Regions from separate parts of the Mus musculus genome. Here regions 1, 3 and 4 are each linked to region 2. Evidence: chromatin loops called from intact Hi-C (ENCODE). Cell type or tissue: left cerebral cortex. All regions are shown on one strand.

The links. A loop is a pair of places that touch in the nucleus more often than their neighbours do. Peaks named below come from ENCODE experiments on the same cell type or tissue, not always from the same donor. Only the 100,000 strongest peaks of a DNase experiment are listed, where the experiment ranks them.
Region 1: a loop joins it to region 2, with 2.9 times the contacts of the local background. A loop is called at or near these places in 8 of 42 quality-filtered maps.
Region 3: it touches region 2 in a loop (2.3-fold over the local background); 2 of 42 quality-filtered maps call a loop at or near these places.
Region 4: a loop joins it to region 2, with 4 times the contacts of the local background. A loop is called at or near these places in 23 of 42 quality-filtered maps.

The regions. Positions count from the first base shown.
Region 1 is chr2:147,251,968-147,259,967 of GRCm38, reverse strand. The region is part of intron 1 of Nkx2-2os (NK2 homeobox 2, opposite strand); the gene reads right to left. Gm39955 (a long non-coding RNA gene) reads left to right here and starts at 3,112. Exons shown (of 4, transcript XR_866809.2): 1 at 3,112-3,456; 2 at 4,504-4,599; 3 at 7,654-7,770. In left cerebral cortex, a CTCF peak has its summit at 3,029 (motif pointing right); DNase peaks (open chromatin) are centred at 3,058 and 5,592.
Region 2 is chr2:146,630,530-146,638,529 of GRCm38, reverse strand. No RefSeq gene overlaps it. Among named protein-coding and RNA genes, the nearest start is that of Gm52577, 59 kb to the right of the region's middle. In left cerebral cortex, CTCF peaks have their summits at 772 and 4,687 (motif pointing left); a DNase peak (open chromatin) is centred at 4,704.
Region 3 is chr2:146,852,708-146,860,707 of GRCm38, reverse strand. Kiz (kizuna centrosomal protein) reads right to left here and starts at 4,828. Exons shown (of 14, transcript NM_001033298.4): 1 at 4,665-4,828. The coding sequence starts at 4,786. In left cerebral cortex, a CTCF peak has its summit at 4,856 (motif pointing right); a DNase peak (open chromatin) is centred at 4,881; H3K4me3 peaks cover 1,143 bases; H3K27ac peaks cover 772 bases.
Region 4 is chr2:146,956,355-146,964,354 of GRCm38, reverse strand. All of the region lies in intron 12 of Kiz (kizuna centrosomal protein), which reads right to left. Among named protein-coding and RNA genes, the nearest start is that of Xrn2, 53 kb to the left of the region's middle. In left cerebral cortex, CTCF peaks have their summits at 4,655 and 4,886 (motif pointing left); DNase peaks (open chromatin) are centred at 2,690, 4,656, 4,909 and 5,583; H3K4me3 peaks cover 1,075 bases; H3K27ac peaks cover 1,007 bases.

The DNA of each region.
Region 1 (8,000 bases), 620 kb before region 2:
GAGTATTTGCACAGATATCATGAAATATGGTTAATGGTAGGGCCCAAGTGTAAACATAAAACCTATGTTTCATGTACAGCTACCTGGAGCTTGAAGGTAACTTTATATAAGATTTTTAGTTCTGACATGCTCTGGAGATGACCAATCTGTGAGATCAGCGTGGAAATCTCCACTGGGGCTTCATGTCAGGGGCAAAAAGTTTGGAATTTTGGAACATGTAGTCTTTGGATTTTCAATTTAAGGATGCTCTGACTACATAAAATGAAGATTCTAGAAAAACGTCTTCAGTGTGGATATATAACAGGGATCTGTTTCAGTGTTGATTTTCTTTAAGATATGCTGAGATTTAATGATCAAGATTTTAAGAGAAATGAAGAGACACAGGGAGGTGCTTGCTAGTGCAGCCTCTGGATACAAGGCCAGGCATTCATTGTTCATCAGTCAGGTACCATGCTGGGTTGCAGGGCTTTGAGACAGTGAAGTTGCTCAGACAGGGTGCTATCCTCTCCATGGTTGTAAAAGGGGAGATAGAAGAGAGCCTGGCTACCCAATAGACAGGTGCCAACAAGAGGCCCAGGGCACATTTCTGGTTGTTCATGGGACTGAAGGTAGCTTTGTTTCCATTGCTGGGTCTAAGTCAGGCATTCTGAACACAGGAGGGAAAGTCACATAAGTGTCGGCCATATTTGGAAGCATGGCTTCATGTTGGCTGCTTGATGAGTGGGCCACATAAGGAGGTGGGAGAAGATCATGTGGACAACAGGCTGGAAAACAGAGCAGCAGAGATGCCCAAAGGCACACAGCACCCAGGCTCCTGCAGTATTCTCTTCAGCTGGATAATCTTCCTCTGCAGTGGTTCTTATACACTAGTATCCAGGAGAAGACAACACAGCAGAGAAGGAAGATAAAAAATAGACCGTGAGGTTAGCAGCACATATCCAAAATGTGGAGAGCTTGGTGAGGAGGGGACAAGAAAAGTGGAACTACTGCAAAATAGCACCCAAGGAGCCTCAAGCCCACAGCAAGCTGCATCTAGAATTGGTGGAAGAAGCCCCCATCTGGTAGACAGTGCAGCGAGTTAGGCTCCTTGCTAGTATTTAGCTGAAACCATACTACAATAACGTTTTAAAATAACCCTCTAAGATTCCATTTTTGTTTAATTTACATCCTTGGTAAATAACATAATACATGGTGGCTCCAGTCTTAGAGAAGTGAACCATTTTGCACCAGTAGAAACTGCCAAGTCATGTAGAAAGGGACCCTACAACTGAGTTGGAATTCTACTACTGGGGAGCACCTGTACTAGAGATCTGTCTTCTTGTTTGCGCACATATAAATGATCTTGTGTAGAGTCCAAAAGGACCACTGATATTGGGGATCTCCATTAAGAACTGTGTAGCTGGAAGTCAGAAAAGGGGGTGGGGACTTTACTTACATCCGTTCAGTCATTCTCTTTAAATTTTGAGCCACATAAAAGTGTTGTTTTTCCTAATTAAAAATCAAAACAAAAGCTCCAGACTACAGGTAAAAGCAACTCTTCCATTTCCCAACACCCCACCCTCTGGCCAACTTGGTCCTCAGTTCACAAAGCGTCCTGTTTCTATCCCTTCTCATTTTCACAAGACTTTGCATTTCAGCCTTAAGTTCCTGGCTTGAGTGAAAGACAAGTTTGTGCTCTGGAGAAAAACACCTCATACGAACAAAGTCGCACATGCAAGGAGTTCCCATGATGGGCAAATAAGGAAACCAATCCAAATGTCCCCCAGAGGAAGGCAAATCAAATGAATCCGCTGGGTTGTCTTATTCTTATTAATGACTCAAGTCACCTGGGAAGAGGGAACTTCAACTGAGGAATTGCCTCCATCGGATTGGCTGTGGGACTATCTGTGAGGTGTTTTGTTAATTAATGATTAATGTGGGAAGTCCTAACCCACTGGAGGTGGTGCCACCCCTGGGCAGGTGGTCCTGGGTTCTATAGGAAAGCAGGCCAAGCAAGCCATGGAGAGCAAGCCAGTAAGCAGCATTCCTCCATCACCTCTGCTTCAGTTCCTGTCTCCTGGTTCCTGCCTTGAGTTCATGTTTTGGCTTTGTTCAATGATGGATCATAACCTTTAAATCCTAATAAACCCTTTCTTACCCCAAAAGTTATTTCTGTCAGTGTTTGATCACAATAACAGAGAGCAAGCTAGGATACTAACTTATTTCCACTATACCCAACTGAGACGATTGGATTCCTTTTATACACTGAAACCTTGTATCTATTACTATACATAACACATATAAATATGTTACAAATATGAATATATAGTCTATAGAAAATATGCATACTATAAATTAGTCTGATATATCATACTTATAACATTTATAGTTATATAATCAAATCTTATTGCATATGTCAAATATATATTTTATGTAACATTTTAAAAGTACTTTTACATTTGCAAATATTATATGAACATGTATATATATGTATATGTGTATATGTATATGTACACTACTACCAGGCATGATCACACACACACACACACACACACACACACACACACATATATATACCCTTAATCCCAATCCCAGTGCTTGGGAGGCAGAGGCAGGCAGACAATTGAGTTTAAGGCCAGCTTGGTCTATGGGCAAGTTCCAGGCCAACCAGAGCTACATAGAGAGATCCTGTCTCAATATGTATCATACATACATACATACATACATACATACATACATACATACATACATACATACATACAAAAATATCTTTTAAAATGGTTAAATATAAGACATATTTCATATGTATGGATGAAGCATGTATGTGTCTACATATCTACTTTTCTATCTACACATACAGAAATGAATACATATGTAATATATACATTAGTCATTTGTAAATGCATAGAAGACTTGTGGAAGCATCATATAGTCAGGTAGAAAGATAGACAAGAGAGAAGGAAATGTGTAGCAGCTTGACCTCTGAATACTTACTATAGGATAAAAATTGAAGTACTCTCTTGGTGCAGGCACGACAGGCATCTGCCGCTAGAGGGCGCAGGAGATTGACAAATCATTCCCAGGGGCAGATGCTTCTCTGGGGTTTCAAAAGGCCAGTGACTTCTCCCAGCTGGATGTCCAACTCTGGGTTGTGTGGAGGAAGCCTGCAGCACCAGAGGGCCTCTCCAGACTATTGGGAACCTGTGTCACTAATCTGACCTCTGTCCCCGGACCTCATATTCGAGTCTGCAGATGCTGTTCCCATGCAGAACACAGAGGCAGCCGCCTCACAGAGCCTGATTTCAAGAGGACCTCCTGAGAGATTTGTGTGGGCCTTTGTGGGTCCTCAGTGACAACAGAGAAAAGGCTGGGCCTCTGCAACTGGCAGAAAAAGGCTGGATTTCTGAAGAGTCTCAAGTTCATCCTGAAAAGGTAGTCTCTGGTCCCTGGCTCTAGCCCACAACTGTCAGACCTGAGGTATGTCCTGCCTCTACAGACATGTGCTCAATATTCTCCCTAGTCTCTTGTTCTGTTCACTTCTCTTTCTCCTTTGCATTGCAAGGGAAACCTTTTTAAGAACGCAAATAAGTTTATGCTCTACGTTATTCATTTTAAGATAAAACAGCAATTATTGCATAGGTTTGTTTGTTTGTTTGTTGTTGTTGTTGTTGTTGTTATTGTTGTTGTTTGTCTCCTATGTGATTCTGAGCCACGAGTGGTGATATCACCTGTGCTCCAGCTACCCAGAAGACTGAAGCTGGAGATGGCTGGAGCCTGAGTTCAAGGCTAGCTGAAGAGTACAGCAAGTTATACCAAAACAAAACAAAACCATGATATTCTGCTAGCTGGAAATCTGATCGCCATTACTCCTAACAGAATTTCCTGCTAGAGCAGGGATTCTTCATCTGGCCTGGACCAGGTCACTGGGCAAGTTTTAAGCACTGCTACTGCCTGAACCCCATGGACAGAGATTCTGCTGGGAATGGTCTGGGCTGTAGTTGGGGAATTGGGTCCGTTGGTTCTGATGAAGCCAGTGTTGAGAACTGCTCTCTGGTGACCTGTAAAGTGCCCCGTGTTCTGTGGCACTCCCTATAAAGCATAGAATCCGCTCACATCGGAAACCAGCTGCCCCAGAGTCTCCGAGGCCCCGATATCTGTATTCTGTCCCCGGTGGACAACTTCTCAGCAAGTTTAAATGAAGCTTTTAAGAAGCTTCTAAAGTAGACCGACCCAGAAGGCAAGGGTGTAGGGGAAATAACCTTTTCACGACTTCTCCCGGAAACCAAAATTTTAGATTTCTTTAGAGGCGAAAGATTTTCCTGTCTACAAAGTTATTTCTGACTTCTTTCAAAGGCTCCTGTGTTATTATTTTGTTTTTGAGGTAGACTCTCACTCTGTGATCTAGGTTGGCTTTGGATGACTCCTGATTCTCCTGCCTCAGCTTCCCATGGACTGTGACAATAAGATGTTTACCACCAAGCCAGGTTCCCTCCTTGTTTTGTAATTCCTGGGTTTCTCTTCTAGTATTCACTGCCATCGTCCACCTAGCAGAGAGCAGTTGTGAGGGCACCTGTGGAAATCTGAGCGGCAACTGTCCCAGATCGCCAAGCAGAGGCAGAGGTTTGTGGGTTTGCTGCACATCATAACTGCACGTGCATATGGGATAGGGTGGAAGTTTGTTGCATGTACACATTGGACATGCTGAAGTCGGATCATTAGCATTTAGTCATCTTCTATAGTAAGCACACTCAAAATCCCTTCTTCTAACTGCTTTGAGAGATACTGCATGCCGTATAACTGTGTTCCCTTTCCTGTGTCCTGGAACACTGAGACATGCCCCACCCACTGAATGTGTGTCCCTTTCCTGTGTCCTGGAACACTGAGACATGCCCCACCCACTGAACTGTCACACAGAGTGAGTCCTGGGAGCTGTACTTTCATAGGGGCTCTAAATAATAATATTTTCATCTGCTGAAGTTTTAGCATGCTTGATCTCTTACACAAACAAGCACAACTGACTCACAACCTGGATTTTAAAGTCAAATTATTATATAAGATTACATAAGTTCACAAAAGCATATAATATACTTTGAGCATATTCCCTGCCATACTCCACCCACTATCCTTCTCCTTCTCCCCCCCCCGCCCCGCCCACTAATTCCCCAGACAGTTTCATTATCAGTGTCTGATCATCAATACCTATGTGGATTTATGTACCTATGAAATCTTGCATCCACAAAAGAAGAAAGCATGCATTGTTTTTGTTTTGTTTTGTTTTGTTTTGTTTTGTCTTGTTTTTTTACTTGCCAGAGAAGTCTCCCCAGTTAATTTGCAACTCGGTCCCAGCTTTTCATTCTCTTACCAAACAAGCACTAACCTGACAACCTGCAAGGCTCTTCAGCAGAGACACTGGGCTCCAGATAAGCCCATGACAAGAGAGCCTCATGCTGTGTTGATCAAGCTCCACTCTACTGCATAAGAAAGCCCCTGGGCCTCTCACACCAGCTCCCTCTTTCTGAACAACAGCACCAGCCCTGCATTTGGCCGAAGCCCTCACAAGATGATGGAGTTCCCTGACCCTCCAGCTAGCTCTCCTTGTCCTCCCACCCAGGGAGGTTCAGCCCTTTGGCACAGAAGCAGTAAAGGCCATTCATGCTTTAGTGACGCCAGCTTCCTCCGAATCCATTCTGCCCCTTGGCATCTGACACCCCTACAATGGGCAGAACTGCAGGAGAAAAAAAGGTTGACTGCCAAGCAGGGAAGACTGCCAGGTCTTGTCCAGGCATACCCAAAGAGGGCTATCTCCAATGTCCCGGCATTACAAGGTCCCGTTTTATGCTTCTAATGGTTTTGCAAGCAGAATTAACAACTGATTGACACAGTAGTGTAAATATATCAAATCACACATTGCGGGTGTATAATTATAATGTTGAATTCATAATGTGAATGTACTATACAGATGTGTGCAGATGTGTGTACCCATCTCTCTAGAGGTGTAGCTCCGACTCTGCATTCGTATAATCCTGTCCATGAATAGACAGTCGAGCTCACCAACCCAACAACTGCTCAAATAAACGAGTCTACTTTCTCTGCCCCCTGATGCACATCACCACGTTCCTAACATGTCTCGCTGCACTTCTGCAACAAGTTCAGGAATTAAGTCTCATCCCTAAGGCTCCATTAACCTATCCAAGAAATGGATATCAAAAATTAGCATAGTCATATGCGGCAGAAAGTGAGGCCTTGGTGCAAAGATTTCCCAGAATGCCTGTCAGCTCCGATGGATAAACACTGGTGATAACCTGCGTGGGCCAGAATTAGGCCTTAGACCTGGGATCCATTTTCAGAAAAGCAAGTCACCTTGATTCATTTCAGGTGGTTCTCAACATGTGACAGCCTCAGAGCCCACACTTGGTCTCCGATCCGCCCAGCAGGTCTAGCTGATTTTATTTACCTTGTCCACGCAGAACAAAAGGGGCACCATGAAGACAGGGTTCAATTTTGCTTTATTTCATCTTATTTCATGGATCCTTGGGCTTCAGCGCTGATTCCCTATACCAGGCACATCGAAGGCCACATTTGATTTTGCTGGTGTGCCCCAAAGCCCCTGGTTTCCAATGGGTGCTTAATTATGACTGGAATGAAACAATTTATTAAAATTAAAAATTGCCCATGTGGTGGTAAACTTCATCACTGTGCATTGAACACCCACTGCACACCCAACTTGGGCTAACTACCTGACATACAGTTGTTGCATTGGCTCTTCCTGACAACTCCAGGGAGCAAAGAGCCATGAAGCAAACTCACCTGACAATTAAGGAAACTTGGAGTTCAGAGAAGCCAAGAAAGTGGCAAAGAACTGCACAGCCCATTAAATGGTTCATGATTTATAACTGGAGGCAGCCTGGCTTCCAAAGTAGGGGAGGGTTTTGTAATGTGACTTTCTAATTCAGTGTGCTTTTTTTTTGTAAAACTGTAGTCTATATAGTGTTCTGAGTTTTGTAATTATAAATATTATAATTTTAAGCTGTTACAGTTTTGTAACACAAAGCTACATGGGACTGTGTGCATGAATGTAATTTTTTTCAATTGCTCTTTTATGTAATGATGTCGTACTTGTACAAATTTCTCAAAATAATCAAGTGAAAAATCAGGCCCATCTTCTAGGGTCTCATTCAGAAAACCGAGGAAGATGTATTCTTTGGTTTGTCTTATGAAGCTGTCCTGAGTTTGATAACAAAATCCATAGTCAGAAGGAGGAAAATTATAAGTGCAAAGCCAGGTACTCATAATCTCAACAATGTCGGGGCTCATTCAGGTGGACCCCAAGTTTCAGGTCAGCAGGGGCAATACAGTGACACACCGGCTCAAAATCAATGAGGCCAGAAAGATGCCGCCACAGTTAAAGACTTTTTTTTGTACAAATCTGATGACCTGAGTTAGATCCTGAGGCTTCATAGTGGAAAGAGAGAACCTGAAACTTGACCTCTCACTTCTACCCATGCACAGAGGCACATGCCTTCCCATACACTACACACACCATCATCACTACCATCATCATCAATAAAATTTGAACTGTAAACTGAACTGTATTTTTAAAAGATAAATAAAATGAAGGGGAAAGGGGGGCTGGAAATGATTTAGTGGATAAAAGCACTGACTGCTCTTCCACAGGACGTGGGGCCAATTCCCAGCACCCACATGGCAGCTCAGAACTATCTGTAACTCCCAATCCCGGGTCCTGACACCCTCACGGGTCTTGGAAGAGCGCGAGTGCTCCTAACCACTAAGGTATGGTCCCAGCCCTTTCATAGTAAAATCTTAAACGCTCTCTTTTGGAAGTCAGAATGAAGACAAAGATGTCCACAATAACCATTTCTCTCCAACGTTCGCAGTGGGGTTTTCATCCAATACAAGAACACGAGAAAAATCCACATTTGTATTCTTTAACTAGACGATATTCTGAGAGATGTATTTGTAGATATCTTGTATAAACACCATAATTTGTGAGCTTACACAAG
Region 2 (8,000 bases):
ACGAATATAGTGGCAAAGGAGTGAAAGCTAAGAAGAAGAAAAAAATCTCGTTGCCTGGGGATGGGAGTGGGGTTGGGGAGGGGAGAGCAGAATTGAATAAACGATATCATTAAGGCACAACATATTCAGCGGTCAGGGATTTAATAAGTGGATGTTGATTCATTGGCTGGGTGAAGCAGAGTTCCTGAGGCGTGTTGAAAGCTAGCAGGAGTTAAAAGACGTTTAAGCCATTATTCCTCCTGCCTTTTCTTTCCCTCTTTTCTTCCCCACCCCACTTCCCTTCCCCACCTCAACTTCCTCTCACCCCTCTCTTTATATGCTTGCTTTGTTTGGTTTCTTTGGGGAAAGGACTCACCATCTAACTAACCTAGGCTGGCCTTAGACTTACCCTTCTCTGCCTTAGTGTCCCAAGCTCTGAGGTGACAGGCATACAGCCCCATGCCTAGATGACTCCTGGTTCTAAGGTAGAAGAGCAGACATTCGAACCCTTTATGAAATGTAATTTTACTAAGTTTTTTTCCTCAACGTTTTCCTAGAGGGCAAAACTGAGCCCATATTTTTTCATTTGTTTGTTTGTTTGTTTTCTCTAACAGTTTGAATGAGTTCATGCTTACTGTTATGATTTTTTTTTAAGGAGAGAGAGAAAGTCAGACCCACTGCTGTTTCAGACTTTGATTCTCATTTAGCAACCGAGCTTGTCAGAAGACTAGGACGGTCCTGCTCATAAGCCACGAAGCCCATCCAAGCTCCAACATCCCCACCTTCAGGAAATAATGCAAAGCTCACAGCAGTGCCCAGGACCTTTTTGATATGGGAGCACATCGCACACCCTGAAACAATCTCCTCTGGGTTCCCCTTCCCTGTTTTCCCCTCCTCCTCTTAGCTCTCATCACACAGAAGCATGCCAACTCTGATAGTAACCTAATCTCCAGCCAACTGCTCCCCTCCCACCCGGTCCAGAAGATGAGAGCAAGAAGAAAGAAGTACCCACAATCCTCTGCTACAGAAGAGCAGGCTTCTGTAGATGGTCATACCAGTTAGATGATGCTGCAGAGACTCAACCTCCGAGACCCCCACCTACTTACTGCTGTAGAGCAGAAAGGAACAAAAAAAGAGACAGGGGAATTCCACACATTTCTCTGGTGTTAGAGAAAGTATTGGCAAAGGTTTCAGAGAGTCTAAAGTTAACAACTGAACAATCTGAGAAGGACTGAGGCCTACAATGAGGTATTCCAACAATGCTCTCTTCTCTGAACATTTTCTGTTCCTTTGTGAAGATATGTTGGATTCCACTTTAGCCAGTGAACAATTCTATTGTGGCACTCCACCAACATTAGAGAAATGCACGGAGCTCAGGGATAGACAGATGGCTTATCACACCCCTATTTCCCACCAGCTCTCCAGACTGGCATGTTCAATGGAACTTTCTAGAGTGTGGAAGATATTCTTTACAGGTGCTTATTTTTTACCAATACAATAGCCACTGGCAACATGCGGCTCTAAGCACAGGAAATGTAATTAGTGGGACCGAGCAAACTGAGTTGTTGATCTGTGTGCTTATTTATTTAAATTGCAATATCTTCAGGAAGCCAGCAGCCACTGCCAGGGACAATCGCGTCTATGACAGTAACATCACAACTAGAGTTGGGAATTTGCTCATGTCCCGAGTTGGGTAACTTTTATCAGCATATTTACAACATAACTGCTTCTCTTTGCCCACTTTGTTTCTTACACAGAACATTCCCCACCTTCATCTTCTAACACCTCTATGCTTCAAAACTTGCCCTTCCCTAGAGGAACATAGCTTTAGCAGAAAAGTGGGCAAACATATCAGAGAGACTTAAGGGGTTCACAGTTTTGGGATTTTTTTTTTCAGAAGTTCATTTTGTTTCCATGTTTTATACATCAACTAATAGGGCCAAACTAGCTGGGAATTTGGTGACAGTGGGTTTGAGCTAAGTAGCCAGGCTCTGCATCCAGAGATTTAACTAGCCATAGATGGAAACAAATGGGAAAAAAAATTACATCTCTGCCTATTCATGTGCATACTCCATTCTTGTTATTACTCCCGAACCGATACAGCACAGCAACTACCTACACAGCATTTACACTGTTAGGAGAGCTGAGAATAAAGTATATGAGAGGGCATATCCAGGTCGCATTCACATTTTGTCATAGGGTTCTGGGGCCAATCCCTTTCTGTATAGCAAGGAGAAATTCTAGTCCTCATTTGGCCTTCAATTTTCAGGTAGAAAAAATTGACAGGAAGTCTGTAGTAACTGGTCTACAGGAAGTCTGCAGTAACTGGGCTACAGGAAGTCTGCAGTAACTGGTCTACCTTTCTAACAGACACTAACAAAGCATTCACCTGTGTTTTCTGAAATGCCCTGGCATGAGAATCACCTGAGAGCTCCTTAGAATAAGTTTGGGGCTGGAGAGATGACGTCTCAGGCAAGTGTGGGTGATTCCAGGACTCTACATAAGGATGGATGAATGGAGAGAACCAACTTCGCTAAGTTGTTCTCTGACCTCCACATGCACACCCGTGATGGTGTACGTGTGCATGCGTGTGTGTGTGTGTGTGTGTGTGTGTGTGTGTGTGTGTGTGTGTGTGTGTACCCATGGCACAGGCCACAGAAGACATCAAGAGAAGAGGAATCCAATCCACGACACCTCTGTAATGATACCCGTTGCTCTGTGCGTAGGAACTAACAGTCTGTGTCAAAAGCTTATTACCTTTAAGTGTTCTTAATACAACAATAATAACAGTAATAACAATAATGGAGTAAAAGGAGACGGTGGAAATCCCAATGCTGAGAGTGACAGACTCTCCTGTACACACTTATCTCAACCGGAGTTAGACATGTCAATCACACCCTGGGAAAATGCTATGAGAAAAAAACATCTCAAATTGATAGGTTATATATACATTCTAACTTGTTTGACAAATTTCATGTGGGTTTGATGCCTCGTATGGATTCAATCCCTGACAAATCCTTCCGCAGTCTTCCTTAAAAACTCCAAGCTAATAAGCCTTGGAAAAATGTGTTGTGTGAGGCTTCTGGGGTCAAAGGAACCATGCCTAATCTTTACAGTCAGGTTTCTGGGGTTTAGAGCAAGCCAGGAAGCAGTCTCTCACTCACAACAGTGCCTTGTGGAAGCCCATTTCTATTGGCTCATTTAAAAACATTGAAATTGTCTGCGCTAAGAGCCAAAAGATGTTGCCCCTCTCTCAACAATCCTTTCCCCCACACCCCACTGTAGATTTAAACCAAAGACTAAAACTACTAAGGACCCAAATTATACTGCCTCCATCTTGTTACCCCCTGGTTAAGCAGCACCTCCTCTCCAGGGTGGGGAACCAAATTTTTCAAAGCTTTCTTTTGTAAATGTGAATAAGAAGACAATGTCGGACTTCAATCATGCCAGTGTGAGGGTGAGAGTAGGGGTGGGAGTGGAAGAGAAACAAGCTCATTAGCCAAGCCATGCTGTCAGTCACTTCTATCTAAGATTCATTTTATTATTTTATTTTATTTTATTTTATTTTTTGCTTGTGAAAATTCAGCCTGAAGCAAACAAATGTGCCATTTTCTTCGGCGGTATGTTACAATTAGACACAATCTTCTTGCCCCATCGAGTATTCTGTAATTCAAGAGCTTTCATTTTATTCCTCCACTAGAAACTTCTTGGGGTTCTCTGGAAATGGAGATCTGAAACCAAAGAGGGTTTCCTTCCTCCGTTTGTGACCCTGACCTTTCAAAGAGGTAGACTGCACTAGAGATGGAGACAGACAAGGTATTTAGACGCATGCATCATTCACTTGGTGCCTGGACACTAACACGCTCATAGTGATTCTGGGGGGCTCTTGTTTTCTGCCTTTGAGCGTTTCCGTCCTTGCCGTATTACACTTCTCCGCCTCTGTCATTAGGTGCATCTGCTCAGACAAGTTTGCTATCGTTTATCTCACTTACTGGCACATGGAGCACACCATTAGTGCCACTGAGGATTACCCCAGCTCCAATGAAGATGCCTTAATAGTTTTGAAGGAAACTCACCCAAATTACAGGGCATGGGGGTAGAGTTCAGCCGTCTATAGACGTGAAGCTCTTCCAGCATTGTGCTGCATTCTCTTTCATTCATTTCCCATAGAGCAGGTTAAACCTCTTGAATTAAGATCTGTGCTCAGATGCCAATGGAAATGGAGTGTGCACAGAAACGGATGTTTACTCGAATGCGTCTACTGCTAAAGTGCTGCTTCTGCCTTCCTCCTTTTTCACGGCCTGTTTCAAGCTCTCAGGAAGGAATCCGGTATTCCAATTATTTCATCGTTTCTCCCAAACCTGTGGTATTTGAGCCTGCTGACAGCTACAAAGACTTTTGTTTTGTTGTTTTGTTTTTAAAATAATAGCTCTGGTTGGTTTTTTAAAATAATACCCGTGGAAGGAAGCTTTAGTTAATTTCAATTAAGAGGTGTTATAGGATACAATTAAGAGATGCTGTGTAATTGCCTTTGATTCTAACGGTAAAAAAGAACTCATACTGCCTTTTAGGTGTCTGCACGCCTCTTTAAGTCGACTATAGCCCAAGGCCACAGTCATTTACTCCTGAATTTGTACCTTGCTGAGGCAGGAAGTGAATTATGGCCAAGAGCCGAACTGCACCCACAGGGTCTCTTCTTCTATCATGCTGTGCTTGTGCGCCCTCTGCTGTCTTATTTAATGATGACGGCTCTGAGAAAGGAGCTCACAGACGCCTAGGTGGACTAAGACAATAAAGGTGGCTAATTTTTTTTTAACTATTTAAACTTTAAGAAGCCAAGATGCTTACCTAGATGGACAAGAATATATATTTTCGGAACCTGTCTCCTTTCCCTACAACCATCTCAAGAACTTAATATCCCCTTTTAAAAGGATACCTGGTACAGTTGTAACATTTATCTTTCAAAAATGGAGGCTCTAGGCAGGCTATTTAGGCATGTGAAAGAGGTCTGTGCACAGGCATGTGTATGTGTGTGTGTGTGTGTGTGTGTGTGTGTGTGCGCGTGCGCGCGTGCAGGTACCCCATTTCTGGCTGTTTTGTTTTATAAACGAGCAGCTGACACTGCCTCCACTTTCCATAAGGTGTTGTGTAAGCTCAGACCTACTATCGCCTCTTCCAGCCAGATGACTGATACTAAGGTGAAACTGAATCGCTCACCTATCTCACATATAGTGCATTAAAATGTTAACTGCCATGTGCATACTAGGACAATGTACCATATGGTGATTCTAAAATGTGCTTGTACCTCCAAAATATGGTTTATTTTTTACATCAACCACTCTGGTAATTGACTACTTCCAGAAGTGTAGACACTATACTCTGGATGGCCAGCAGAAGCCCAAGCCGCTATCATTTTAGGATCCCAACATTCCTGGATACAGAGGGAGAGATGGGGCTGACCTCTCCGTGGATGCTGGAATAAAGCATCACTAGTGTAGATCTGTGCTCCCTTAGTATGGAGATAAAAGGACAACTGTCTTCTTGGATCAGTGCAGAAGAAACATGGCTTGACACCCTTGCAGGGGTGTCAGGGTTGGGACGTGGTACTTCTCTGCTTCTCTGCTGTGACTGCTCACAGTTGGGGGGTCACCAAATCACCTGCACCCCGAAATCATCTTCACAACTGCTTTGCCCACTCATCTCCACTGTTCTACAATTCTGTTCTACAGTTTGCTCTTCTATTCTGAATTAGATTCTTCCTCAGAACCCCAAACTACTCCATCTCAGCCTCTGGATCAGAGATTTCAGTGCTTTCTACAAATACTAAAATCTTCAACAGAGCTTCCAAAGCCCGTGAAGACATACATCTCCCCCACCAACCTCACACCTGCAAGCTCCTCTTGCAACACGTGTTTTACCGTTTATTGAATTTTGAAGTTTATTGAATTTTGAGATAGGATCCAACAATGGTATCTATGCTGTCTGGTGCCAAGCCTGCTGTCTAGAACAGGCTATAATGAGTGTAGGCCTTTGGAGAACTAGTAACAGTAGCCAGCTCTCCTTCAATAACCAACCACAGATTTCATCAGTTTGGTGCATATAACAGGGGGCCATATGATGTAACTAGGAGAACGTGGTAAGGAGAACCTAGACATTATCTCCTTAAGTGTTGAGAACTTCTGAGAGCACCAAAATTCCAGAAAATTCTCTGCTGGATGACGGAGCTCAGGGGCCAATGCTTTCTCACTTTGTTATCATTTGTCAAGATTTTGGGAGTGGATACAGCCAATGGAACAGCAATCTTTCTGGTCCGTAGGACATTGGAAGAGGAGTGTAGTAGCTCAAAGAATGATCAGTGGAAAGGGCCATTTGTTTTAAGCCTTTTAACTAATGTTAACCCATAGGATCTTCACACAAAAGCTTTCTTGGAACGGTTGAAATACTCTCTTATTTGCTTACACTTCTTCTAAGTAGTAGAAACATTAAAAAAAATGCTCATAATTTCAAATCAGGTTGAACTGTAGATCTAGGTTCTGTGAGATTGTGTGTTCTTTTTTGTTTGTTTGTTTGTTTTGTTCTGTTCTGTTCTGTTTTCGAGTCAGGGTTTCTCTATGTAGCCCTGGCTGTCCTGAAACTCACTCTGTAGACCAGGCTGGCCTCGAACTCAGAAATCCGCCTGCCTCTGCCTCCTAAGTGCTGGGATTAAAGGCATGGGCCACCAAGCCTGGCAAAAAAACAAACAAACAAAACAAACAAACAAACAAAAACCAAAAACAAAACAAAACAAAAAAACTTGATTTCTAAGGAAGGTTTCCAGCTCCACTTCTCTTTCTTGATATTGCAAAACAGGAGCTGGATACGAAGCCCAACCCACTGAGAACCACAGCCCAGTTATGAGTTTACCCTTTGCAACTTAACAGGACAAACCCACAGATTACCCTCAGTCCCTTTAACCGGACCCTCCGCAGATTGGTCATACCAGCTTTGTCTTGCAAACGGATCCCACAGCTTTCCAATCCTAAGCCTTTCTTCTGCCAGTCCCACTTCCCAGACAGTGCATCTGAATGAGCGTGCAGAGATGTGTGCTGGCCTGAAGGGTCTTAAGCAAGTGACTGTCCTGCTGTCCCCACACAAGATCCTTCCTTTGGCTTCCCCACAAATGCCTCGACTGCCTTCTGTTGTTCTGCACAGTGACTTCTATTCTTATGGGAGGTCACCTTCAAGGTTAGGGTGGCCACATGCCACCCACACCCCAGTTGCCTCTAACTTAAGGCTGTCCTCATTGTCTTGGTAATTGTTTGCTTTGCTAGGAGGGAGAAGAGTCAATGTAGGTGACCTTCTCGTTTAAGTATGTTCTTTTTATCCCAGGAGCAAGCAGAGAGGTTCACCTTCATCTGTCAATGCCAGCTACCCAAAGGCGGATGAGCATCTGGATCCACAAACCGTTCTGCACGGAAACAAGGTGACCTTAGAGCAAAACTGGAAAGACGCATTTCTTGTCTTTCCCCCCAGATCCAAGAAGGTAAGTGTCACAGGCCAAGGATAAGAGCACAGTCTTCTAACTCACAATGAAGAAGTTTCATATTGTCATGCTTGGAAACAGTGGGAGGCTCTGGGTGGTACAGGGGTGGCTGGCTACTTACACGGAACTATTGCCTCTACTTTAGAAGATTCCTACTCAGTGCAGCTCTTGTGGACACCACCCTGCTTTTATTTAAAATAGACTTGACTTTTACTTCGCTTGCATTTAAGCCTCTGGTTAAAAGAGGAAGAACTAGAAATGACAGTGCTGGGCAGAAACTCTGGCAACATGAAACTTGGTCCCCAACGCAGAGCATTCCATTGACCCCAGGTAAGTGGTCAGAACAAAATCTCTCTAAGTACAGGATTCTCTGTCTGGACTCTGAGCCCCATTTCCACTGTTGTGAACATCAATTTCCAGGAAATCTGTCACCAACTGGAGGACATTTAGCTGGTTTCAGCAGAGCCTTATTTAAATATGACACTTGAATCTAAGGCTA
Region 3 (8,000 bases), 220 kb before region 2:
CAAGGACATCATATATGTATTTCCACATTAGAAATCTTTACTGACATCTTGATTATTAAACCTTCAAGGGTTTTATAACCAATTGTGTGTCTGACTTGTGAAAAACAAATGGTTAGATGGTATAGGGAATTTGTGCTTAAATTACAAGGACAGGAAGATCTTTAAATACATCTAGGGCTCTATACCGCCATGGTATTACTGCTGAATGACTGAAGTCTGATCAAGAAGAATCATCTAAAGGATCTAACCTGGGGTCACCTTCTAGAAGACATGTTATACTTAAGAAATTGCCAGGAACATGACAGATGGGGTCAGACTAAACAATCATCCCAAGAGGTCAGAAGCAACATGGCACACCAAATGTAAGCCATGTTTCTCAATTAAACCCTAGACCAGAAAGGACCAGAAAGAAAGGCTTAATAGTGATGTGTATGTGTGTCAAGTTGACAAGGGGTCAATTGTATTGGCTGGTTTTGTATGTCAACTTGACACAGCTGGAGTTATCACAGAGAAAGGAGCTTCAGTTGGAGAAGTGCCTCCATGAGATCCAGCTGTGGGGTATTTTTCTCAATTAGGGATCAAGGGGTGAGGGCCCCTTGTGGGTGCCATCCCTGGACTGGTAGTCTTGGTTCTCTAAGAGAGCAGGCTGAGCAAGCCAGGGGAAGCAAGCCAGTAAGTAACATTCCTCCATGGCCTCTGCATCAGCTCCTGCTTCCTGACCTGCTTGCCAGTCCTGACTTCCTTTAGTGATAAACAGCAATGTGGAAGTGTAAGCTGAATAAACCCTTTCCTCCCCAACTTACTTCTTGGTCATCATGTTTGTACAGGAATAGATACCCTTACTAAGACAAATTGGTTTCTAAGACAACTTATGTCTGGCATTGAGTGTGTGGAGGGACACACAGCAAGGCTGAAGGGTAACTGTGAGAGCTGTACCATGGTTATATAGAAGAGCATCTTTCTTTCTTTTGTTTTTTTTAATAGTACATTGAAGGTTTTAATGACGTGGACCATCACATACTCACATCACAGTTTGAAGTATTTAACAGAAGAGCACTGATTTTAGGTAAGTGTATGGGAAAAGAAAATAAAAATATAATATTGTTGGGACTTCAGGAGAATCTTGATGAGGGAAATGCTGGGTCTTTGTCCCATGTTTGCAACTTTTCAATAAATTTGAGTCTATTTTAAAATATTTTTTAAATGATTCTGCAATCTAGGGAAAAAGGGCCATGTTGGGTTTTGTTTGTTTGTTTTTTGTTTTGTTTTGTTTTTAAATTCCATCACCTCCGAAACTGCAAATTCTTTTTAATAATGTTGGAAAGATCTCTGTTCTCAGTTCCTTCTCTTGTGGATGCAGATACCTGCTGGTCACACTGCTGGTCTCTCTCTGAACACTTCATATCTTAGCAACCACAGACACATTGTGGCTCTCTATTCCACGAAAAAATGGTGCTGATTTTGTCAACTCCTCATCTAACTCCCTCCTCCATGCTGCTGCATCTCCAAATGGTAATCCTTCATATGAGTTTTAACATAAGGTCTAAACACTGGATATTTACCTCAGTAAAAAGTCAGAGGGAAGGCTTATTGGTGGGACCACCATAATAATCCTTACATATCAAATAATGCCTACATATCAAATCTCTATTTCAGAATCTCTGAAATGCCCAAACCTGAGATACTTACAGAGTCTTTGTTTCAGTCACTTGTACCCTCATCTGGGTTTTCACAGCTGGCCTGTTCTTACAAAGCTGAATTTTCTACATTTTAAGGAACTTAGTCAATTTGTGTCTCAATACCACGGTTTTCCATCACCCTCAACTGTACTCAGCTAATATCTCAGCGTCAATTCTGAACCATTATGATATGTTGCCCTGAATCGGTATCACCATTGAAAATAACTGGGGCTGGTTAATGGACCTTTCAAAGGATGTTTTTATATACAGTAGTTGTTAAGTATCAGCTGCACTTATATGTTTCTACCACACTTGTGGGCACTATACACACTGCAACATGTCACTCCATTAGACTCTTTCAGATTCAATTACGGACTTTCACAACAATGGAGAGAAAGCACTACACACACATAGAAAAACATTCAAGCTATAAAATTACACCTATGTGGGAATACACAGGAAAATGACTGGAGTTTAAAATACAACAGTTTCGATGAACAAGCTCAGTTATCAGATCAGCTAACATTTCAATGACTGCCTCTAAAAGGGCCAAGAAGGCTGAACTGTACTTGTTGTTGCTGTTAATCTCCTGATTCCCCAAAGTTTCCAAAGTGATAAAAGCATTTCCAACTGCTGTGAAATTCACAATATTGAAGATGAACATGGACTTTCAGGAAATAGTGGTCCCTATGATGAGACTGGCTTTAATTTTTAAAATGTTATTACATTTAGTGTGTGTGTGTGTGTGTGTGTGTGTGTGTGTGTGTGTGTGACCCTTGGTGAAGTCTCATGACTTGTCATGGGCAGAACTCATGTTCCTACTCATTTACTATAGCTCCCTCTCTAGAGTTATTTGCTTCTATCTTGTGTGTAGCATGCATTAATTAGAGTCACTTACAGATTCTTAAAATGAAAAATGATCACACAGAGCAATAGATTTACACTGACTTAAAAATAAAACAAATCTTCAAATGCAGGACCATGAACAGGCCATAAAATCTGACTCCAGTTTCTTATGTAACTTCAACAACCTTACCTTGCTTCCTAATTAAAGCAAAAAGTGCTAAACATAAAGTGGATAATCATTACAGTTATTGTGCCATAAGGACCATAAAGAACCAGGTGCTTCCAGCATAGGAGGCAAAAATAACTTACCACTAACCTAGTTCAAAAAGAATGTCATTTAAATCAGTCACATTTTAAGAGCAGATCTTTGCCTACAAAACACAAATAAGTAAAGGCCAAAGGTAACTATACCACTCTTGAACTACAACAGACAATGAGATAAAGGCACTAAAACTAAAGTTCTTGCTTTTAAATTAGCTGATGCATATATATATGTGTACACATATATATATGCAGAGATCTAATACCACCACCTTGGGTAACTGGAAAAAAGATCATTATTCAGTGACAATGAGGTGATGGCATTCCACATAAGGCATTTGTAACACCTAGACGCTGGCTAATTGACTTTTGGATTTAACCCATAAATTCAAACATTTTACAAAAACACCTCCTCCACCATTGTACTACACAGTGAGCAAAAGGTGTTGCTTCTCACCTAAAATTCTCAATGTAGGCACACTTGAGCTCGCATGTGCACACGTGCTTGTGCATGCACACACACACATTCTCTCTCTCTCTATTGTATTCTCTCTGAGATCTCACTAAGCACACTGAAGGTGCAAACATTAGAAAGTATTGAGAAAAGAAAAGCTCTGTAGGAAAAATAAAGGTGTGTGTGTGTGTGTGTGTGTGTGTGTGTGTGTGTGTGTGTGTGTTGGAGATAGGTTCTCACTATGCTGCCCTGGCTGGCTTGTATCCCAGGCTGGCCTTGAACCTGTGGTCCTCCTATTTCTGTCTCTTCAGCATAGACCACCACCAACATACGCCTAAATGGTTAATTTTTTTTTTCTTAAGTGGGAGATTAAGAGATCCCTAGAGTAGGTGAGCAGGACTGTGTCAGAAGGAAAAAAAAAAAAAAAAAACGGATGTAGAAAGAAGATAAAACACGGAAAGAAGAGTTAGGGCCCGTGGGAGTTACTTAACAAGTAATTGGCAAAAATTAAGTCTAGTGTAAGATGCAATTCCTTTGAAAAATCACTTACTTTACCTCACCTGCAATTACTGTTATGATCTTAGAATTGTTACAGCCCTCCTGTTCCTTCTGAATGATTCTGTAACTTTAACACCCACTAAATGTTTTGTTTATCAAAAGATCCAAAAATCTATTTCCTTTCTTGTCAACTAATGAGATTTCTAAGTCCAATTAATTTGGCAGCTAAATAAGTGTTCCAACAACTTATCTTTCCATGTGGTTATTTATAGTCAATTGCTTTGTACTTTTTTCTATTTATGCATTCTTAGATCTAGCTTTTTCCAATGGTTCTCATCTTTCATGTCTTAATCAAAGGCAATCCCAACCCTCGAAGCTGAACCCGTTGAAAATTTCATCCTTTTACTAGAAATTTAGTCAGCCCCAGACACTTCTAAAAGACTACAGCGCGCGCGCAAACACACACACACACACACACACACACACACACACACACACACACACACACACACACACACCATTCCAGCCTGCGTTCCTGGACCTGTCATCTTTGATGCAGTGCGGCTGTCAAAGTAGGATGACAACTTGAAGAGAGAGTGAGGAGGGGGCATGTAGGACTAGAGAGGACTAAAGAAATTCACAAGGTTTGATCAAGACTGGCAGGCAAAAAAACTCCCACTCTCACTTCCGGCCGCATCCGCAGGCTGAGGGACCTGGCTTTGGTTGTCATGAGAGATTACAGTCTCTCTGCGCTTTCAAACAAGGGGCATCCGTGGTAAAGTTGTGCTCCTAACCCCTTCTGGGGCTAGTTGGGGGTCGCAGGCGAGTTCCAACACTAGTGAACCACTGGCGGGAAGTGGGCCGGACACCGTACCCCGATGCTCTCAGTGGCGCCGCTGACTCCCTGCCCCGTCCCGCGGCCGTACCTGTCCCGCAGAGCCTGCTGGAGCTGGCCCACCCTTTCGTAGTAGCTGGGGCTCGCCAAGGGCGCAGAGGTGGCGGAGGCCTGGCGCAGGCCACCACCACCGCCACCGCGCCCTCGCGGCATTGCCACAGGGCAGCTGGCGGGCCAGCGTTGCCCAAGGAGACCGCCCCAACATGCACCGCGGGTAAACAAGGCGCCTAGCGGCCTGAAGAGGGCGGGGCGAAGGGCGGGGCGCCGAGGAGGCGGGGTTAGCCGCGGTGTGGGTCCGGGAGGGGCGAAGACAGAGAGACTGGCAAGGGTGGAGCAGCCCTGGTGGTACAGGGAGAAGACAAGGGAGCTGTGTCACGTTCTCTCTGCTACCGCTGTGTTTCTCTTCCCCTACAGAATCCGTCCTACACGCATTCATTTTATCAGATGCAGTTTCTTATTTACCTTCCTAGAATTTGCAGTGAGAGACCCTGTGACAAGATTGTTTTGATACCAGCACTTAGAAAGCAAAACAAAAAGCTAGAAGAAAACAAAATTTAAGAACCGCAAATATGCCCTTGATCTCAGCACTACGGGCAGAGGCAGTAGGAATTCTGAGTTCGAGGCCAGTCTAATTTACAGAGTGAGTTCCAGGACAACAAAGACAACACAGAGAAACCTAGTCTCAAAACACCAAACCCCACCCCCAAACAAAATAAAACAAACAAACAAAGAAACCAAATATGCCATCCCACGCTGGAATGTTTTTCAATGCTCAGGTTGCCATCAGCCCTTTCAGGGGAGAAAGATTTGGTTTCTAACTAGGTCCTTGTGAATCAAACCGTTTACTTCTGCAGTCAATTCTCCAACAAGGCCCCCAGCCAGACTACATTGGCATAAACCCTATGTCCCACAACTCAGCTGTGACCATACAAAAAGCCTAGGTGCCCCAGAGTGAATTGGGCAGACTATTACAGCAAGACTAACTTAACCTTAGATCAGTTCAGAGGAACTACTGGTTATAAAGGCCCAGAACAGAATCAGTCTTTATTCTTGCCTCCATCAACATGGCAAAAGGCTTCCTGAAGAAAGACAACTGGATTCTAAAACCCACTTGGAATAGGAAATTAAAAAAAAAAAAATGTACACACGTACTTGTAGTCAATGTGGTTCCTTATCCTAGACTTTTAATTTTATGTCTCTTTTCTCAAGTCGGTAGTTTTATTTTCATGCAAAGCATCCCTGACACCAACATTTCTTTAATAGTGTGTCAGGACTCCATGGGGATTGCACCATATCTGAATGGGTTAGGGATAGGGAGCTGTGTGTCAAAAAGTTCAGCAACAGTAAACCGTTCCTGAATGTGTAATGACCAAAACTCAATTGAAAAATCAAGGCATAATAAATCTAAGCTGCTTCTGACGGCATGTGTCCGTGTCTTGTCCCACTATAACATGCTCACTATACACTGCACATGTCCATTGCGCTCTGACTTATAGTACCATACTGGCATTAGGGGAAGCAACGAAATGGTCAAGTCAGCAACCCTAAATTATGATTTTGCCTATCCTTCCTTCCTCATACTGTCTGCCTAAATGCTGAAAGGTAGAATATATCCATGTAATCTCAGGACTCAAGGGGACAGGCAGGAGGATCTCTAATTCCAGGCGGGCCTGACCGACCTTGGCTTAAAAACAAAAACATGTGGACCAGACGATGGCCCAGCAAATGAAACATGCTTTCTTTGCAGGTATGGCAATCTGAGTTTGATTTGATTCCCAAGAGTTGTTCTCTAACCTCTACTTGTACACTCTAACACACATGCATACACACACACACACACACACAAACATGCACACGTGTGCGCTTCATTGAATTAAAATGTCATAAATCAGCATAATGGGCTATAAGCAAAATAGGGTCTCTGCTCCTGCCTTGACCAATATACCTTTTTAAGAACATGGAAATACAGTCCATGTTCCTAAATATGTGGAATTTAGTTCTCTGATTCTTTCCTAATCCACCCCCTAATTTTCCACCCTAATTAAATTAATAATTCCCTAATTTCAGGGTTGCATGATGAGACACACCTCACTCACAGTAGGGATCCATGTGCCCGGCCTTCTCCCCATTCGACCAATCCCATCTGTATCCATATGTTTGTCTCAGCCTCCTTTTGGCCTAAAGCTAAATACTAGTGATGGTTCCTTATAAGAACGGCCCAGGAAAGAGATCTTTGAAGACTCTGGAGAGCAGTCTGGGACCCTCTGAGTTGGAAATGCCTGGATTCTGGGTACCTGGGACTGTGTTCTAGGAGTTGTGTGTGAACTGCCATGGGCATCCACTCGACCTCACATTAAGTGGTCAGGAAGGGACAAGAGCAGGCCTGTAATATGCAGATCTAGTGCAGGACCCTCTTGCCCAGTTGTAAGGTTAGCACTGATATGGCTTTTAGTTACTCTGTCAACTCATTCTATCACACTGATGTAGTGCTAGTGTACTGAGGTTAATTTACAGCCTGTAGTGTGATGCCTAATCATCATCTGCTTCATTGGATTTGGAATCACCTAGGAGACTCATGCCTTGGTTGAGGGTATTTCCAGAGAGATTTAAAGGAAGACAAAGATCCATCCTGAATGTAGCCTGCAGCATCCCAGGGGCTGTAAGGTCCAGGTGGAATAGAGACCGAGTCAACAAGAGAGCGTCAGAATTCCCTGTTCCTTGTTTCCTGTGTCTACCCAGATGTGAGGAGTTTCAGCTACACACGTTTGCTATAGTGAACTCTGACATCCCTTTCCTACCATGGCAGACTGTTCCCTCTTAACCCACAAACCAGAACGAATCCACCTTAAGGTGCTTCTGTTAGCATTTGATCACAGCAGTGAGAAAAGCAACCTATACATATCTAACTAAAGTTTTACTACAGTACTTTGGTAAGTCCTTCAAGGCCTGTAGATGACCAGGCCCCAACCCCAACCCCCAGACTATTCTAATCTAAGTAAGGGCATGGCTTTTGAGAATATGTTGAGATTAAAATTTTACCTTTTAAAAAAATCATGTTCTTTAAAAAAAATTAAATTGAGCCTTGTGCATGTTAGGTATTCCACAAAGCTTTCTGTAGGATCCATCAAATCAAAGGACAATATGAAATGTTATGTTTAAAATGGCTCGAGTCAAAGCTGACCACCGCACAACACTTTTGCACCTGCATATGAGATCATTATGGTTTTTGTGTTTTTGTTTTTCCTTTATAAGCTGACATAAAAAGGCACTCAATGCCATGACTCCACCCCTGAATTCTGATGTATGATCCTGATCAATCAGTATTACCACATGCATTCAATAAACCATACCCATCTGACTCAGGTCA
Region 4 (8,000 bases), 330 kb before region 2:
GCCAGATTTGTGGGATACCTGCCAATGAGAGCTGCAGATTGGTGTGGGACCAGTCTAAGAGAAAGAAATGTGTTGCAATCAACAAAGCTGAAAGGAGTTGGAGAGCTGACGAATGCTTTGACATCATACTCAGAGATGAGATGCAGGACTTGGAGTTTGTCCTGCTGGCTTTTGTTCTTGCTTTGGTCCAGGATTTCCTCACCATGCTCTCTTTCCAGTCTTTTGAAATGGTAAAGTATTTTCTGTGCCAGCGTATATGATCTGCTTTATTTTTAATTTTAATTTTATTTTATAGGAATTACAGTTAAGAGATTGCCATGAGTCTCAATAGAGACATTTAAGCAGTTCTAGGACTGTGATAGACTACAGGAATTTTTGAAATTGAACTGAATACATTTTTGCATTATTATATAGCTACAAGCCTATATAATAATGGGGTCAGGAAGTGGAAAGTGGTGGTTTAAATAAGAATTGCCCCCACAGACTCATATATTGGAATGCTTAGTCACCAGGAAGTTGAATGGTTTGAAAGGATTAGAAGGATTAGGAGGTGTGGCCTTGTTGGAAGGAGTGTGTCACTGGGAGTGGGCTTTAAGATATCAAAAGCCCATGCCAGGTCCGGTCTCTCTTGCTCTGCTTTCAGATCAGGGTATGGCTCTCAGCTACTTTTCCAGCACAAAGCCTGCCTGACACCGTGCTTTCTGCCATGATCATAATTGATTAAGCACTCAAGTAAATGCTTTCTTTCATAGGAGTTGCCTTGGTCACTGTGTCTCATCATAGCAATAGAATAGTGACTAAGCCAGTGGCTCAGTAACTGTGAGACTGATTTAAAAAAACAAAACAAAACAAAAAAAATCCTGGAGGAATGGGAGAGACGTCCATCAGTTATGAGAACACATGTTGCTCTCACAGAGGACTAGGGTATGGCTCTTAGCACCTGCATGGCACTCACAAACATGGATAATTCTACTTCCAGGGGACCCAGCACCCTCTTCTGACCTCTGAAGACAACAGGCACTCATGTGGCACACATATATATGCAAGCAAACATCATACACAAATACAATAAATGCATTAAAAAAAGGTCTGATTTACTAGTCCAGGCCTGGATGGATTCACTGGTGAATTTTACCCGACTTTCAAAGGAGAACTAATACCAATGCTTCTTAAACTATTCCATAAAACAGGAAAGGAGCATTTCCAAAGTCCTTCTGTAATGCCAGGATTTTCCTGTGTCAATAAAGGTACAAAAACAAGACAAATGACAAACCAATCTCCCCGGTCATAGGCGAAAAAGTTCACTACACAACGCTTGCAAACCAAATTCAGTAAGACATCAAAACAAAAACAAAAACACTCACAACCTACAGCCAACACTGTTTCAGTACACAGGGAAACGTTAAAGCAGTTCCAGTGAGATCAAAAGAAAGACAAGGCAGTCTTCTTTCTCCACGTCTACTAAATGTACTGAAGGTCTAAGCTAGAGCAGAAACACCAGAGAACCAAATAGGAAAAGAAAAAGTCAAATTATCTGTGCTTGCAGATTCTATAAAAAAGAGACCCTACTAACTCCACCAGAAAACTCTTAGAACTGATAAGCACTTTCAGCAAAGTGGCAGGATACAAAGTTAATTTATAAAAATCAGCAGCTCCTCCTATATATCACTAACAAGCATATTGAGAAATGGGGGAAGCAATCCCATTCACAATTGCCCTCCAACCATATATAACCTTGGGATAAACCTAGGCAAGGAAGTTAAAGACCTTTCTAAGGAAAACTTTAAAATACTTTAGAGAAATTGAAGAAGATATCAGAAGATGGAAAAAGTTTCAATGCTCATGGATCAGTGGGGTCAATATTATGAAACTTGCTATTTTGCCAAAATCCACAGATTCAGTGCAATCCTTATCAAAATTCTCGTGCTGTTTTCTATGGAAATAGAAAAACCAATCTTAAAACTTATTTGAAAGCACAAGAGACTTCTGATAGCCAAAACAATCCTGGGGGTGGGGGGAGGTTTAGAGGCATTGGTTTAGAGGCATTATCATACCTAATTTCAAGGTATCTTACAGATCAACAAGAACAACATGGTAATGAACAGACACATAGATTAACAGCTACAGCTATAAGATTTCGGGGCCTAAAAATAAACTCAAGACAGAAACCTGGAGGCAGGAACTGCAGCAGAGGCCATGGAGAGAAACACTTCTTACTACTTACATTTCTTACAGGCCTTGCTCTCCGAGGCTTACTCAGCCTGCTTTCTTTTACATCCTGGGACCAGGCTCAGGATTGCCTACAATGTGTTGGGTTGGGCCCTCCCATATTAATCATCAATCAAGAAAATGCCTCACAGGCCAATCTGATGTGGGTGTTTTCCAATTGAGATTCCTTCTTCCAAGTGACTCTAGTTTGTATCAAGTTGACAAAAACTAACCAGCAAACTAAGTGTAAATGAAAATACCACAGGAAACTTGGCACTTTGTAAGAAAAAAAAAAAGTAGAACACACTCCAGTTCTGCCTTCAAAAGTACTCACTGAAGACAAGGGCACCCGAAGGAGGGCACAGCTGGGAATGCTGTTTCAGGTCCCTGACATATGCCAAGAGCCTCCACATCCTCATGAAGGTCAAGACCAAGACAAGTCTCCTCAGCATACAGGACAGAGCCAGGAAAGACCCCATGAAGGCTTCCTGTAAGCACGCCCACCTCCTTCCTGTTCCTTGAAACTGTGACTGCAGATGGCTTTGGAACAGTTTGGGAAGGCAATCTAATTTGAAGTGAGCTAAGATTTCCATTTGAAAATGCATACGCCTCTCCTACACATACCACTTGTAGATAACTGGATAGAATACACATTGTCCCACAGGCCAGGAAGGTGAACCAGACAGAGGTGAGGCACTTTGCAAGTGGCTTTGCATCACGAAGAAGGCTTGAGTGAACTGCTGAGCACTCTCAGAAAGTCCAGCAGTTACCCAGCTCTGCTGATAAACCTGCCAGACCAATGAGAAGCTCACATGGGGAGGGGAAACAAGCTCCTATACCTAGCTAGGTGGTGACAGAAATGGGACCATGGGGCCACTAGAATGGTATATGGCACAGCCACCCTCTGCCCAGGAAGCATTTGAGTAGGTGTATCCCAGCCAAACAACAGAAAGGCCAAAGGCATGGAATAGCATGTTGCATTAGGGCATGGCATCTGACCTGGTACCATGAAGGACACCCTTTAAGTCTACATAGCAGGCCAGCAAGAGCACTAGAATGTGGCTGTTCTATCTGGAGGGGGTGCATGCAATAAGCCTTCTCAAGACAGCAACAGCAGAAGAGTTGGGATGGGGCTTGGTACTCACTTCTGGTCCTGAAAGGTGGACAAATTTAGAGACTAGAAGACTTGGGGACTATGGTAATGTTAGCAACATACTGACTGCCATTCCCTCCCTTATACCGGGGGGGGGGGGAATCCACATCCCACTAACAAACACACCTGAATTACTGGATTTGGGGTCCACTCGAATTTGGCAATTAACTCTGAGGATCCTGCCAAGAATACAACTTGTGACGTTGAGGACAATTAAGAAATGGCCCTCAGTGGGACGCATCATCCTGTTCTAGGGCCTAATTGTAAGACTGGAGGGCCACTGATATGGCTCTGTCAGTACATGCCTACTGTGAAACATGAAGACCCGAGTTTGGATCCCCAGTGCCCATGTCAAAACTGGATGTGTGTCTGTAACTCTAGTGCTGGGGTCAGGGTGGGATGGAATCAGGCAGCTTCTTGGAACTCAGTGGCTGCATCTAGGCAAATGGATGAGCTTCAAGTACACTGAGAGAACTTGTATTGAAAAATACGGTATAGAGCTATCAAGAAGAACATCCAGCATTAACCTCTGGCCTACACACACACACACAGACACACTCACACACACACAGACACACACACACACACACACACAGACACACACACACACAGACACACACACACACACACAGACACACACACACAGAGACACACACACACACACAGACACACACACACACACACAGACACACACACACACAGACACACACACACAGACACACACACACACAGACACACACACACACACACACTCACACACAGACACACACACACACACACACAGACGCACACACACACAGACACACACACAGACACACACACAGACACACACACACACACACAGACACACACACACACAGACACACACACACACAGACACACACACACACACAGACACACACACACACCGACACACACACACACCGACACACACACACACACACACATGAAAAGAGAGGCAAGTCCACCTATGAGAAGATGTATTATCTTGGCTGTGAACCACAAAAATTTCTGTGGATTTGTAATCAGTATTAAAATTTTTCAAATAGCATCTTTGGCTGGATTTTCTTTCCTTCAAAAATAGACATTTTTTTCTGGGAAAAATGTAGGAGAAAAAGTAATCCAGAAAGAAACGAAAGTATAAATAATAACCATACCAACAAATCTCCACAAATACCAATCTTAAATTTTAAAGGTCGCCAAAGTCCGAGGCTGTTTAAATTGACAAAGTCTGAGCGCCCCCTGATGGCCAGTTGGAGCTCCTACAGCACGTGCTGTAATTTTTGCTGTCCTTGGGCCAGCTAGTTTACTTCTTCCCGTCAAATAAAGTGACTTTTCTTAACTGTAAGGTCAATGCAGATTTCCTAAGCTGGAGATGGAGATGTGCACTTTATAAAGGTACATGAAGGACTGCCAGAAAATTTTCGTTTTTACTTCAATGGACAATTAGTATCTAAGTATCTTTATACCGCTCCAGGGAAAATAAATGACCAGACAAGAAAGAAAAGCTGCGGCCACCAACTGATTATCAGCTGCACGCTGGCGCCCTCCGCTGGCCGATCCCATGGCTGCAGGGCTGGCAAGAAATGCCACCCACGGTGGCCCTGTTAAGGGGTGCGGGTGGTCCGGTGACTTTTAGTACCTTTCCCCTAGGCAATTATGCTGCAAGCACACACTCTTTTCTTTCAGCAAAAATCTTATCTTGATTCAACCAGAAGGCCGGAGTTACAAGGGAACCCGTAAGCTGAACTTACAAGGGAGCTGTGAGGATACACTCTCCATTGAATAAATGGATCCTGGAGAGTGAAGCCGCTTCCTGGGGAAGGTAAAGAGAGACAATGTTTGCAGAGGAGAGGAAGCTCTGGCATGCACCCCGGAACAAAAGGGAACAAGTGGTCTTTACTCGGAGAACAGCTTCCTATTAGGACTCACTCCTTCGTACATCATGCCTTTCATCCCCACTCAACCACAAAATGATTTTACTGAAGCAAATACAATGGTAGAAAAAGATTTACACTGAAAGAATCTTTAATAATAAACTGTTGCCGATCGGCCTACTTGCCCGTGATTTATAATACAATAAACATCGGATTCTATTACGGCTCACACACTGAAGCCTCTGCTCTGCAAAACGGAATCTAAAAGCGCGGGGACGCCGCCACCGTCACAATGAAATGAGCATGTATAAATGTGCTAAGAGTATCTCTTTGCATCTTTTATAGCTTGTGTGTATTAATCTGTAACGCTTATTAAGAAAGTCATTGCTATGCAAAGCAGCACCCAATCCCTTTCTCTGGCTTTTCAACAGAGTGCACTGTTTAGCCAATAGGAGGGACCCTCTGGCCCTCATTCTGCATTCATCACAGGCAACATTTACACAATGTATCTCTCAAAGGCGGCTGAAAAGAAGGCCTTAATACTCATGTAAACAACTGCAAACCAATTACTTAATGAATCAGGCCCACACATAATGAGGTGCAGACAAAGAGCTATAAATGCATTTTTGCGCCCAAGCCCCTGCTTTAAAGTAAAATCCCTCAGCTGTAGTTTGGGCTTAACTAGCACATCATAATTATTGTCTCTAGGACATCAGAGGAAGCCATTTTTTTTAAAGGTCCAACAGGGTCTTTTTTTTTTTTTTTTTTTTTTTTGAGATTGCTCATCAGCTCACTGACAAAACAGAGCAAAGAAGAATTTTTAAAAGTGCTACAGCAGCGTAGCACTGTTATGTTTATTCTCAAGTACTGGGTTTCGAGACCACTTGTAAAAGCAATAAAGCACAAGGAGTGACTGCAGTAAGTGGGATCCTTAAATGTAAGCCTCTAAGAAATTTCAGCAAAGCCAGGCACAAACAGCAAAACCTGAGCTCTCCAAAGCCCAGGGTGGGGTATTAACAATAAGAGACCCAGCACAAGAACCAAACTGTGCAGAACAGCACACCAAGCCACACTCACCGTTCAAAGCCTTTCATGCTAGATTACTATCAAGTGTCCAGAACTGAGGGTTCCTGGAAGACCTTTTAGTGGGTTTCTTTTTCTTAAAGGGGCCTGATGAGATTACTTATGATTTATTTGAAAATTAATTTCATACAGAAATATAATAACAAGAGGCTCCATACTTTAATTTGTAGAAAAACAATTTCTATTTTTCCTCTGTCGAACTGGGGCCAGGTATAAATGACCAGGCTGAGAAAGTGTCCTATCTGATCCTATTATTTTCTAAGTGTGTTTAAGAACTTCTCAAAGGACCTACATAAAGAACTTGTCTTAATGCTAGGCACTAGTGGTGCTTGCCTTTAATACGGATCTCTGTGAATTTGAGGCCAGCCTGGTCTACAGACTGAGTTCCAGGACAGTCAGGGCTATACAGAGAAACCCTGTCTCAGTGTGTGGGATGGGGACTTGTTTTAATGTTTTTAAAACATAATGGGGACAAATACTTCTGACAGTCTTAAAAACTAAAGGGATACATTTTTTAAGCCAAATGGTAACATTAAAACTGGAAACTATCTGTAGAATTTACTGACCTTTAAAAATCCTCTTAAAAGACACACAACTTGAATTTATTGTATAACCCACCGATATAGTATTCAACACTCTCCCAAACCCAGTAAGTTCCTACTTTCTCAAAAATACAAACAAAAACCTGGTATTAAAGGTAATTTCTTATAAACAAGAACGCATTTTGGATACTCATCAAGTTTTGAGAAACTTAACCCATCCAAGTAGCCCAGGTCCTAAAATACTGCCATGCTTCTGTAAAATACAAATGAACAGATTTTTTTCCCCCATTTTCATTTCCTTTTAATATGACATTTCTGGATTAGATCATTTTGTTATTTGGACATTACACAAGGCAGAAGCGATGTAAAGGTCATGTTTTAACATTTTAGCAGGGTCAAGTAGTAAATTCAAAGGTATGCAGTCATCTAAAGGACACTTTTTTTAACGAGCAATGCTACTGCAAAGGAGACCTGCCAGGCTGTTTGAAATAGTATTTAGTCCAAAGTAAAAGAGTAGGCGCTGCATCAGGCAATTGTTTAGCTTCACATTATGAATGTTTCCTAAGTGACTTGAAGTCACCGCATGATCACTATCGATGCTGATGGCAAATTCAGCACAGAACTTATTATAGCTCACAAAACTTGCAAAAAGTGTTACATTTTAGCAAGTGTGAAAAGATACATTCTGTCCTTTAAGGGGAGTAAGCAAGGACACATAAGAAAGGAGTGAGTAATGTGGCTGGAAGACTTGCTTAAAAAAAAAATCCATACATAAAAAATAATACAGAGCAATTGCCAGTCGGTCGTCTATCAATTGTCTCAGAAAGAAGAAACATGCCACTTTATTTCTCTTAAGGCCTGATGTCTTCTCCCTGCCCTTTTCCTGACAGCCTCCTTTGTGTGGTCTCTAAGCAGTCCTACTGCGAGCAGCTGTAGACGCTAATTTGTGGTTCACTGAGGTGTCAATTGAGTCTTAAACCGAGGAAACAACAGCTGCAAAACAATACTTGGCTCTGGGGCAAATATTTTCAAAGGTAGACTAAAGTTTCGGCTGTTATTTTATATAAACAAAAAACCCAAACCATAACCCTCCATCAAGTCACACACAAAATAACACACAGCCAGGGCTGAACTCAT